3 separate regions of the Mus musculus genome follow, and regions 2 and 3 are each linked to region 1. A link is a contact called in ENCODE Hi-C or POLR2A ChIA-PET data. All regions are on one chromosome and are shown on one strand. Each heading gives the region's core, a stretch centred on a gene start or an enhancer-like site at or near the end of the contact. The rest is flanking DNA. Distances are from core to core; before and after follow the strand shown. Region 1 holds the start of Fbxo47 (F-box protein 47). Region 2 holds the start of B230217C12Rik (RIKEN cDNA B230217C12 gene). Region 3 overlaps Plxdc1 (plexin domain containing 1).

What was found. Hi-C counts contacts between places; a loop is a spot of excess contacts on that map. ChIA-PET counts read pairs that join two places held with the same protein, here RNA polymerase II (POLR2A).
Region 2: a loop to region 1 is called in a map of left cerebral cortex, with 4 times the contacts of the local background. The contact joins the promoter of B230217C12Rik here to the promoter of Fbxo47 in region 1. A Hi-C loop is called at or near these places in 10 of 37 maps with a recorded cell type or tissue (heart and left cerebral cortex). POLR2A ChIA-PET finds 5 or more read pairs at or near these places in 4 of 5 experiments (Patski and embryonic stem cell).
Region 3: POLR2A ChIA-PET joins it to region 1 with 10 read pairs in embryonic stem cell. The contact joins the enhancer-like site here to the promoter of Fbxo47 in region 1. A Hi-C loop is called at or near these places in 2 of 37 maps with a recorded cell type or tissue (both mouse trophoblast stem cell). POLR2A ChIA-PET finds 5 or more read pairs at or near these places in 4 of 5 experiments (Patski and embryonic stem cell).

What each region holds. Positions count from the first base shown.
Region 1 is chr11:97,882,180-97,886,050 of GRCm38, reverse strand. Fbxo47 (F-box protein 47) reads left to right here and starts at 1,897. Exons shown (of 11, transcript NM_001081435.1): 1 at 1,897-2,128.
Region 2 is chr11:97,839,877-97,843,563 of GRCm38, reverse strand. It overlaps B230217C12Rik (RIKEN cDNA B230217C12 gene), which reads right to left and starts at 2,429. Exons shown (of 3, transcript NR_169086.1): 1 at 2,335-2,429; 2 at 1,988-2,090; 3 at 127-1,380.
Region 3 is chr11:97,943,575-97,947,476 of GRCm38, reverse strand. All of the region lies in intron 7 of Plxdc1 (plexin domain containing 1), which reads left to right. Among named protein-coding and RNA genes, the nearest start is that of Plxdc1, 41 kb to the left of the region's middle. Within about 2 kb of position 2,237, at least 1 of the 3 ENCODE cell types and tissues checked has a DNase peak (open chromatin) inside an H3K27ac peak, as active enhancers do.

The sequences.
Region 1 (3,871 bases), core at 648-3,147:
TCAAGCCTTCTCTTTTACTTTTTATTTGAGACAGGGTCTTATCAACTTCCTCAGACTGGCCTTGACCTAACCCCGTGTCTCCAAGGAAGGCCTTGAACTTGTGATCCTCCTGCCTCTGCCTCCCAAGTAGTTGGAATGACAGGTTTGCACCCAAGCCTTCCTTCAGCTATTATTTCATCTGCTGTTTGAGTACAAGAATTAAGGTACAGGATAAGGAAGGCAGGGGGCAGGTAGTACTGAAGTATCTGTCCTAATTTAGTAAATGAGATACGAGACAGGTCATCTCAAGGTTACAGCACCACTTGGGGAAGTAAGTATGGCTACAGAAAAAGTCATGTAAAGTGGGTTTTTTTTTTTTTTTTTTTTTTTTTGCTTTTTGGGGGTAGGGTGGGGGTTTGAACCTGGGACCTCACATCTGCTAAGTACATACTAATGCTAATGCTCCCAACATCTAAGAGGTACAGATTTCCAAAAGAAACCTGGAGGAAGATTTAGAAGAGGGAAGTCAGGACTTTGAGGATGCTAGGGGTGGAAACTAGGCTCCAGTGTGTTCTAGGCAAGCATTCTACCGCTAGGCTACTCCAACCCAGGGAAGTCAGGGTATCTGTTATCTACTTTAACTGGTTGTTTGGTTTTCTTGTGTTTCTATGTGGATAGGTGTTTTTCCTGAATATATATGCCTATGTACCTGAGGAGTCTAGGAGGCCTGGACTACAAGAGACCCAGTCTCAAATAATATGTATCATTCTGTTATATCTTTAAGGCCTCCCAGACAGCCTGCCCCACTGCAGGCTTCCATCTGAATCAAGCCCTGCATACTGGATCATGATTTTTGTAATCCCAGCACTGTAACTGGCTCATGCAAGAGTCAGAGGTTTAGGCTAGCCTAGCACTACCCAACAAGACCTTGTCTCAAAGAAAAAGAGAAAAGAAAAAGACACAGAATCTGTAAATAAATGAGAATTTAATATTAAGGGCTTTGGGGGTGGGGTGGTTGAGCCAGATTCTCAAGTAGCTTAGGCTGGTTTAGCCTCCTGCCTCCATCGGGAAATGCCATCACACCAGGCATCTAACAACTTTTTAATGAAAAGCTCTTGTGACAGATCCTGTTGGCCCAGGGGAAGAGTGAATCGGAAACTGCCTTAAAACTGAGTGTAGGGATGGAGAGATGGCTCAGTGGTTAAGAGCACTGACTGCTCTTCCAGAGGTCCTGAGTTCAATTCCCAGCACCCACATGGTGGCTCATAACCATCTGTGATGAGAACTGATGCCCTCTTCTGGGTGTCTGAAGACAGCAAAAGTGGACTCCTAAACGTAAAGTAAATAAAATCTTTTTTTTAAAACCTGAGTGTAAAAAAACGTAGTGGAGCGTATAACTCCTCCAAGTTTGAGATCTCCATTTACAGCCTCCCCACTTACCCTACCATAAGAGCTCCCGTTTCTCCCGTTCAGCAACTTGGTGTCTAAAATGGAGGTAGCACGGGCTTTTAAGGGCCTCACTCCGAATAACATCCCTGAACAGGAGGGCACCATGGGAGCCTCTGCTTAGTATTCATGAGAGGGCGTGGCCTGCTTGGGGGCGTTTCCCGAGAAGGTTCTGGGTATTCATAAGGGAAAGACTGAAGAGCCGAGGTTTCTTTCTATTCGCGAGGGGGTGGGGCCTCCTCCCGTGCGTGGACTCCTGGGAGTGCTCCGAGCGATTCAAGAGAGGAGGCAAAAGAGCCGAGGATCCCGGCGTCTCATCCTTTCTTGAGAGGGTGAGGCTCCGCCCGCAGGGTTCCCGGGAGATCTCTGAATATTCATGAGGGGAGGGGCAGAGGAGGCGAGGCTGCTCGATATTCATGAGGGGGCGGAGCCTCCTCCCGCTGGGGCTCCTGGGAGAATTCTAAAATCTACTTGAGGCGACGGGGGCGCCCGAGAGCTGAGGACGCAGCTCCGGGGCGGAGCGGAGAGAGCGGAGCAGGATCCGCCCCCATTATCTGGCGGGAAAAGCCTGAGGAGATTTTTTTTTTTAATTTTTTATTTATTTTTATTTTTAAGTATTTGTGAAATCTGAGGATGGTGGGACGAGACGACTAAATCCCACTTTCCTGTGATACTGTAGCCGGAAAAACTGTCGAAATCTGTGGTAACAAGTGTTTTATATTCCCCAGTACTTCCGGTAGAAATAATTGCGTGTTTTTCAGCAGGTCCTATTTGATTTTTATGCGGGCCAGTTTCTGCTCTGGTTCCCTAGGTGACCTCTTTGGCGGTGTTTAGCGCTGGCAAAGGAACGTTAAGACAAAGCGCGGTGACTTGCTGGGGTATTTTTTCCCCTCCGGAAGAGGGTGTGGGGGCAGGGACGAGGTCGGCGCCCTTAGACCCGCCCCGTTCTCGGTGCGTGGGCGGGGCAGTGCTGCCTGTCACCGGCTCCTCGGAGGCCGAGGCAGGAGGCTCGAGAGTTCCACGCCCGCCGGGGAGCCACAAGGGAAAAACTGTATCCCATTGTCACAGGGCTTGTGCGCTTCGTACCTTCAGGCTAAGGGGAAAGCAGGAAGAGTTTGGTAGGAAATAGGTACTGTTTCCACAAAATCCTGCGCTCCTCCACCCCTAAAATAGGTCTGAGGGAGGAAAGGGAGACTTAAATGTTGGGGTTTTGTTTTCTTTTGTTTTGTTGGCTTTTTGTTTGTTTGTTAGTTTGTTTCCACTACAGTGTTTCTTTGTGAAACCACCCCAGCTGCTGTGGGACTTGCACTGTTAGACTCCCACAGACCAGGCTGACCTCGAACTCAGCCTTTGTCTCCCTTGTTGCTGGGACTATAGCTGTTCGCCAGTTGAGTCTAAGTTTTGAAATAACTGGGATCAGTTGGTTTTTGTTTTTTTTCTCTCAGAGATTTAAGTGAAAAATTATACATACACGTTATGTCTATACCCTTAATAGGTGATAAAGACCCCTGGGAGGAGGTTGTTTAGCCCCACACTAGTCTGACTAGGATGGAAGTTTCTGGAAGAAAAAGCAAATTTATGTTTTATTATAGTAAAAATACTTGAAAATTCTGTAGTAAGCATGGCAGTGGTGTTGCACGCCCTTAATCTCAACACTTGGTAGGCAGAGGCAGATGGATCTGTGTGACTGGATCTCTGTGAGGCCAGCCTGGTCTACTGAGTGAGTCCCAGGACAGCCAGCATTATTACACAGAGAAAATAAGGAAAAAAAAAAAGGTAAGAAAGAAAGAGAACAAAAGAAAAATTAAAATTAATAACAACCTTTTTAATTAAGTCAATCAGAATTCTTCCACTTGGAATTACATGAGGATATTAAAATACATATTCTTGTAGAAATACATGTATTGGCATTGAATTAAATTGTAATAAGATTACAAAATAGTATGAGTCCTTACTTTTTTGTCGAAAATGAATACATAAATACAATTTTCACAGTAATATAAACACCAAAATACATGAGTGAATTTAGTTTTCTTTCACTTAGCTGTGTTTTATAAAAATAAACATATTGTGTAAAGGTAGCCATTTTCACAATTACTAATCTGAAATTTCACTGAAATCTGAAGTAAAGCGCAACTATAGTCATTTGTTTGTTTGGTTTTTGAGACAGGATTTCTCTGGGTAGTCCTTGGTGTTCTGGAAATAGTTTTGTAGATCAGGCTAGCTTCAGACCCAGAGATCTGCCTGCCTCTGCCTCCCACCACCACCCTGCTTCACAATTTTTTGTTGTTGTTGTTTTGGGGTTTTTTATTTGTTGTTGTTGTTTTTGTTTTTCGAGACAGGGTTTCTCTGTATAGCCCTGGCTGTCCTGGAACTCACTTTGTAGTCCAGGCTAGCCTCGAACTCAGAAATGAGCCTGCCTCTACCTCCGGAGTGCTGGGATGAA
Region 2 (3,687 bases), core at 1,180-3,679, 43 kb after region 1:
GTGAGCTCTATCCCTGCTGCTGTTGGCAGTCCTCCTGCCTCAGCTCTAGAACTACAGGGTAACCACAAGGTTTGTCCAGGAAGGAATTTAAGATGCAAACTTGTAGCATAAATTATACAATCTCAATTTTTGCCTCTCTCTTTATTTATTTATTTTATATATACAGGTGTATGTCTGTACGCCACTTGTGTGTATAGTACATGCAAAACCCAGAAAATATCAAAATTTCTGGAACTGGAGTTACAGATGACTGTGAGCCACTATCTAGGTGCTGGGAACCAAAACGGGGTCCCTTGCAAAAGCAACAAGTGTTGTTAACAGCTGAGTCATCTCTCCAGCCCCTCTCTAGAAGATAGGATCTCATGTAGTCAAGGCCGGCCTTGAACTCCTGACCCTTCTGTCTCTACTCCCAAGTGCTAGCATTACAGGCGTGTGCTACAGTACTCAGCTCGTTCCTTCTTGAAACAGCAATTGAACAAAATATTATTACAAGAAATTATTCATTCATTCTTTTTTTCTTGTTTATTTTAACCTAAAAAAGAAAATCAATGCAGAGCAATTATGGTAGAGTCTTTAAGGGAATAATAGATAACACGGATTTGGGGTCAGATCCATGCTGTATCCTAAAACACAGTTTGTTTGTGTGTTTGTTTGTTTGTTTGTTTGAACCCTAATTGGACAAGGAAATAACAGCTTTGTTATTTTAAAGATAAAGGAACGTTTAAAATTTTTTTTAAAGTTTTCAAACCCTTCCATTTAGGGTAAAGTTTTTCTCCTAAATTAATATAGCCATTTTGTTTCAATGCTTTATAGGTAAGCACAAAGAATAAGGACTTTACAACCATGCGCCTCTAGTCAACTAAGGAGCTGGGAACAAATGAGAAAAGGAGGGAAGAAATGATAAACCTTAAAGAATGCAAATAACGGGAATTTTGAGGGTGGGGGATGGGTTGTAAGTCAAGGGAAACCACGCAACCTCAGGCTGTACAAACTGTAAATTACTGATCAGTGTTTGCCCTTGAGGTTACAAGGGAACGCCTGCTTGTGAAGCAGAAAGCAAAGAATATTTTAGCATCGTGTGCAGTTGCATTTAGACCTAAGGAAAGGCTGTCCATATGAATGTTTGGGCAGTCTCCACTCTGACTTCACTGTTCCAATCTTCCATATTCTGAATAGTCCCTGTCTACAGCTCAATCGCATGCAGCAGCTGCCAGTGGCTGGCATTCTTGGACTAACTCCTGATGTCCCCAGGAGTGCCCCTGCCTCACAGAATGCCTTCGTGCCAAGGGTCAGCCACATCCGGATACACTGGAAGAGATCAGTTGGGCCTCAGGATTGCTGCTGGTGGTGAGAGGCCTCTTGCTGGACCCGACACAGGAGCTGTGGGAAACCCAAAAACAATGGTCAGCTGCAAACTGCAGCAGGGGTACCCCTACTGGTCAGGAACTAGCAGGAGTTCTGAGAATCCTCCCCATTCCTCTACACAACTGGGGAAAGTGGGCATCTCCCTCACCCCTTACCCCAAGTAGGTTTCATTTGCTATTTTTTCTCAAGTGGGAGTTAATCACTAGTGAACTAATGAATGCAGTTATGGCGCAGCAGTGAATTAATGAATACAATTATGCCAGCAGATTTGAAAACTGCCTTGTCCACACATAAGGATGTACTGTAGTCATTGTCAGGAGAGAATGGACAACTTGGTTTTGCATCTACCTGGAAGGAAATTAGGAAATAATAGTCTGTCCCCCTCCACCCCCCAGCACACTCCCTCCCATCCTACCTAAAACCTAGTGCATTTTATTTATATTTATTTATTTACTTATTTGTAGTGATGTTTATTTTTAAGAAATAACATTTTAAATCAATTCCCAAAGAAAGCTGGCCTTTCTTATTCTTTTCACATTGATCCAAGAAATGCTACGTCAATGTGTATGACAAATAGATACAAAAACAAGCTTTCTTTTCATTTTTTTTTTTTAATCAATACCCGAATAATGACCAGAAGCAAAACTCCACCGGTGCGTCAGCAAGCAGGATGCTCGGCCCTTCAGCTCCATCCTTCCCCTCGCAGCCCCTGCAGCGCCAGGCCACTAGAGAAGGTAAATTATGTAGGACAGAACCACCAGGCCTATGATGGCAAAGAACATGAGGATGAAAATATCCAGCATGGCTCAGTACAAGCAGAGGAGTCCCCTCGATTCCGGGGAAGTGGGAGCTGCAAGCGTGGAGGTCGGTCAGCGCGGAGAAATGGCTCCTCTTCCCTCCCGCTTCCTGTTCCCTCCCCCTCCCGGGGACCTGAAGCTAAGGGATGCTGCAACCCCATCAGCAACTTACTCTCCACCTCCACCATCACGGCCAGCCAATCACAAAGTCCACGGTGGGTAACCAGGGAACAGCTACTTTTAGACCAGGCAAAACCGGAGAGGTTTAATTTCTTCCCAGGAAGCCAGCCCCGCCCCTTTGTGTGGAAAAAAAAAAACAAAACAAAAAAACCGCTATCTCTATTTAGATACAGTTTCTGCACTGAGTGGGCTGCTCCGGAAGGTGTGAGCGGAGGATCTCTACAGACTCCTTAGGAATGGATTTTTCTGCCTTCCTTTTTCCTTCTCCCTCTCACACATCTCTGGTAATCTATCTCAGAAGACAAATTGTTGCCAGTTTTGTGGGCCATTACCTAGTTCAGAGAACATAGAGGAAGGTCTCATGTGAGTCTCAGGAGGCGAGGGGTGGGGGTAGGGCGACCCTGGGCATGGATCTGAGTTTTCTCACTGTGCTGGGGGTCATTTCAACCAGTCTGAAGTCTTTTAAAGCCTGAGCTCAAGGGTGGTCAGGAGCTTGCGTGATAAATTTAACAACTTGTCAATAGGGGGCAGGAGTCAAAGCGAGCCTCTCACATTCCACCAGACGCTGGCTTGCCTTGTTGGTCTGGGAGATCCTCAGAGCCCAAGCTCATTTGTGTCACATGAGGTCTCTCCTTCCCTTCTGTGGTGCCAGTTTCCCCCGTTTGTTTTCTCTGGATCTTCTGAATTTACCTCGTGTCGTCATCAGAGAAAACAGCAAAAAACCCACTCACACCCGCTCCTAGTGTCTAGAGATGCAAATCCAAGCATGGTTTTGTTGTTTCTTTTTGTATTATTATTAATTATTGTTGTTGTTTTATTTTGTCTTGAGGGAGTCTCAGTTAGCCCAGGCTGGCCCTTGACTGGATTCTCCTGACTCTACCTCTCAGCCTCTGAGCACTGCCATTACAGCTGGCTTTCATGTGGTTTCTTCTGAGGGACCGAATCTTACAAAAACTCAATGATAGGGCTCAAGGGGTAATGGTGTTGTACACCAAACCTGAGGACCTGAGTTCAATCCCTGGGGCCCACAGTGGAAAGACAAGGACTCCTTTCTGTTAGTTGTCCTGTGATGTCCACACATGCCCTTTGGTGTACACACACATACATAAACAATCACATTAAAAAAAAAAAACCCACACCCACTGCGATGTATTTTGATTCTTTCTGCTTTGTGTTGTGTACCAACTGTTTATTAAAAAGGAAAGGATTTCTATAGGTCAGTTTCTAAGGTCTGGCATTCTTAGACTCTCCCCAAATATTTTCTTTGAAGGGTCTAGACCTTGAGATCTTAATAACCCCCTTTCTTTTTTCTTTTCTTTTTTTTTTTTTTTTTTTTTTTTTTTTT
Region 3 (3,902 bases), core at 988-3,487, 61 kb before region 1:
CTTGGGGGCTACTCCCATCTGGGTTCCAGAAAGCTGGCCACGCAGATGGATGCCGTTGCCACTGGATGAGCCCCACATGTTGCCACAATAATCCAAAGGCAATGACTCCAGAGTGGAGTTTAAGGATTCTGCTTATAAAAGTTAAAACGTACTGAAGTCATATGTACCCTCCAATGGGTACAAGGTGGTGGTTGAAGCCTTTCCGGTTCAAGGCAGATTTCTGAATGTCACCCCACACACCGCCCACACAACCATTCACCTGCTCTCCCACAGGCATGGCTGCGCATTAGTTGTGAGGCCTCATCGTTCAAAAGGGTGGACTTAGGAGAGATGTCTCCTGGGAAGAGTGGACAGAGACAGAGCTGCCGAAGCCTCTCTAGAATTTTCCATCCTCTACTTAAATGTTCCCAGGACCTCAGGCCATCCTCTCCTTATTGTAAGATCCCACTGGGGTCGCCTTGCAGCACAGGTGGGCCTCAGTCTCCCTCTGGACACATGAATGACAGGAACGTGCCCTTCTTCACCCCGGTGCGCTTACGACCTCATTCTCACGTGGCTAGGGGTCTTTTATTAAAAAAAAAAAATTTATACGGGAAAAGTTGAGCATGATGGCACAGGCATATAAGTAATCTCACCAGTATAGAGGGTCGTGAGTTCAAGGACAAGCTGGTGGAAGTGAGACCCTGTCTCAAACAAGCACGAGTCTGTGTGAGCTTTGGAATGTAGGCCAGAGGTAGAGTGCTTGCTTAGTATGGATGCTTTCTAAGTTCAACTGCTGCATTAAAGACAAAAACAAACAAGCAAAAAAACTATATGTGCATACATATTTGTCTATGACGGTGGCTATTTGTATGCCTCTGTGTGTGTGTGTGTGTGTGTGTGTGTGTGTGTGTGTGTGTGTGTGTGCAATTGGATACACTATGGGTTGGTAGAGAGCAGGAGGTTCATTTCCGTATACAAGACCGCATTCTCATAGCTTGGGTTTTTCTTTGTTTGTTGTTGTTGTTGTTGTTGTTGTTTGGTTGTTGTTATTGTTGTTTTTTCCCAGACAGGGTTTCTCTGTGTAGTCCTAGGTATCCTGGAACTCTGTAGACCAGACTGGCCTTCAACTCAGAGATTCGCCTGCCTCTGCCTCCCAAGTGCTGGGATTAAAGGCGTGCGCTACCACTGTCCGACCTGCCTGTCATTTCTGAAGCTTGTTTCCACTGCATCTTCTTGCCCAGACCAAACCCATTTAGTAGGTGAGCCGGTTAGTTCTTGTCTTCACACAAACGTGGGCATATTTGGGAAGACGGACGCTTAACTGAGAGAGTGCCTCTGTAAGCCTGGTAGGCAGCTCTGGTGGTTTTGGTTTGGTTTGGTTTTGGTTTTGGTTTTGGTTTTTCTGACTAATGATTGACAGTAGGAGGACCCAGGACACAGTGGGTGGTGCCACCCCTTGGTAGGTGGTTCTTGTTTTTGTAAGGAAGCAGGCTTTCCTCCCAGAAGTTGTAAGATGAAATAAACCCGGTCCTCCCCAAGTTGCTTTATATTATGATATTCATCACAATAGGAGAAACCCTTGGGCTGGAGAGATGGCTCAGCGGGTAAGAGCACTGACTGCTCTTCCAGGGGTCCTGAGTTCAAATCCCAGCAACCACATGGTGGCTCACAACCACCCATGAGATCTGACACCCTCTTCTGGTGTGTCTGAAGACAGCTACAGCGTACTTATGTATAATAATAAATAAATCTTTTTTTTTTTTTTTTTTTAAGATTTATTTATTTATTATATGTAAGTACACTGTAGCTGTCTTCAGACACTCCAGAAGAGGGCGTCAGATCTCGTTACGGATGGTTGTGAGCCACCATGTGGTTGCTGGGATTTGAACTTCGGACCTTCGGAAGAGCAGTCGGGTGCTCTTACCCACTGAGCCATCTCACCAGCCCCCAATAAATAAATCTTAAAAAAAGAAAAGAAAAGAAAACCTCAGGCGGTAGGAAAGCAGGCACACCGTTGTCCAAGTTTCAGATGCTGGTATAATTGTTTGCTTTTAGGACAGTTACGTAGACGATCCCTTCTGTCTCTTGCTCCTCCCAACTCATAGCGATCTTGATCTTCCTGGCTTAGCTCCCTGAGTGCTGGGATTTCAGCCATGTGCCAGGATGCCTCACTGAAACCCGAGTCTTACGTAAAATACCCAGGATCCCCTTGTTCTCGATTCTTCTTTTATAATGCAGTGCACAGGGACATCTGTCCTCAAACTCCAGAGCAAATGAGATGGTCCGGATCTGGGGAGCTCTGACTTGAGCTGGATAGAGCTGGCCCGGGGGTGGCCAGCTCATTGTTGAGTGTTCAGGGCTTAGCAGGTGCCCACACCTACGTACCGGCTCTCTCAGTGGTGCTTGGTGGTGCTGGCTGGGCTCTGCTGCAATTTCCCCAGGTGTCTTCTATTTAAGGCCGTAGAAAGCCTTGGTTGATAATGTGTTATTAAAAAAAAAAACCAACAAAATCCATATTGGTCTATGGGTTAACCTGGCAGTACCTCGGTTTCCCCACTTGTAAAATGAGTGGAAGAACAGTGTCTTGGCTCACTTGCAGCTCAGCCTGAGGCATCTGAGTGTCACTTCTGACAGAGCTTAAACTGGACAGTACTCCCCTGGAGCCCTGGGCTACTCCTCCCACCCACTCTTTCAGACTGTTTGCCTGAGGTTCTGCCTGGGCTGGAAGGGAGGGAAGAGGAAGCAGGAGGCTGGATCTCATTATAAACCATCTGGTTCCTAAGCAGGAGTCCCCAAGGAAGGAGGGAAGCAGCCTCAGGCCTGGGGTGGTCATCTTCCCTGGCAGGGCAGGAAAGGAAGGTCAGGTCCTCTAACAGCTCCAGAGAGCCAGTAGGATATGTGAGCTTGGTTCCCAGAACTGTCCTTAGAAAGCAGTTGCCTGAACCCCAAGACCCCTTTACCACCCAAGCGGTGACAGCCTAGTGTTTCCCGTGCTTTCTGGTGGTGGCCTACAGGGTGCCAGGCAGTGGCGGGGATGGCAGAGGCTAGGCAAGCAAGGGCAGGAAGGATGCTCAGTTGCCAACCCAGTGGTCAGGGCCTCTGTGGGGGGTGGGGGGGGTGGGGGACTCTTGTCACAGAAACTTCCAAAGCAGGAGGGGACTGCAGAAACTGGTTGAAATTCTCCAACAGGGACTGTGCCATTAGGGGGTAGAAGAGGGGAGGGCAGGACGGAGGGAACAAGCAAGCATTCTTCTTCTCCATATTTGAGTTTATAAACATGAGGTGTTTGGAGATGCTGAAAGTGCCTGAGAATCTCACTCAAAACAAAACAAAGGCAGAAATAAAGCATTCGGGACTGAGCAGAAAGAGACAAATTTGTCTCTTTAAAGCTCAAAACGAACTAGGGCATGGTGGTGGTGACTGTCTTCGTTAAGGGTTTACTGTTATGAACAGACACCATGACCAAGGCAACTCTTGTGGGTTTTTTTTTTTTAAGATTTATTTATTGTTATATGCAAGTATGCTGTAGCTGTCTTCAGACACATCAGAAGAGGGCATCAGATCTCATTCCATTGCAGATGGTTGTGAGCCACCATGTGGTTGCTGGGATTTGAACTCAGGACCTTCGGAAGAGCAGTCAGTGCTCTTAACCAATGAGTCATCTCTCCAGCCCCCCCCGCCCCTTTATTTTTTTTATTTTATTTTATTTTATTTTTTGGTTTTTCAAGACAGGGTTTCTCTGTATAGTCCTGGCTGTCCTGGAACTCACACTGTAGATCAGGCTGGCCTTGAACTCAGAAATCCACCTGCCTCTGCCTCCAAGTGCTGGGATTAAAGGCATGCACTACCACCGCCCGGCTCAGGGCAACTCTTGTAAGGACATTTAATTGGGGCTTATAGGTTCAGAGGTTCAGTCCATT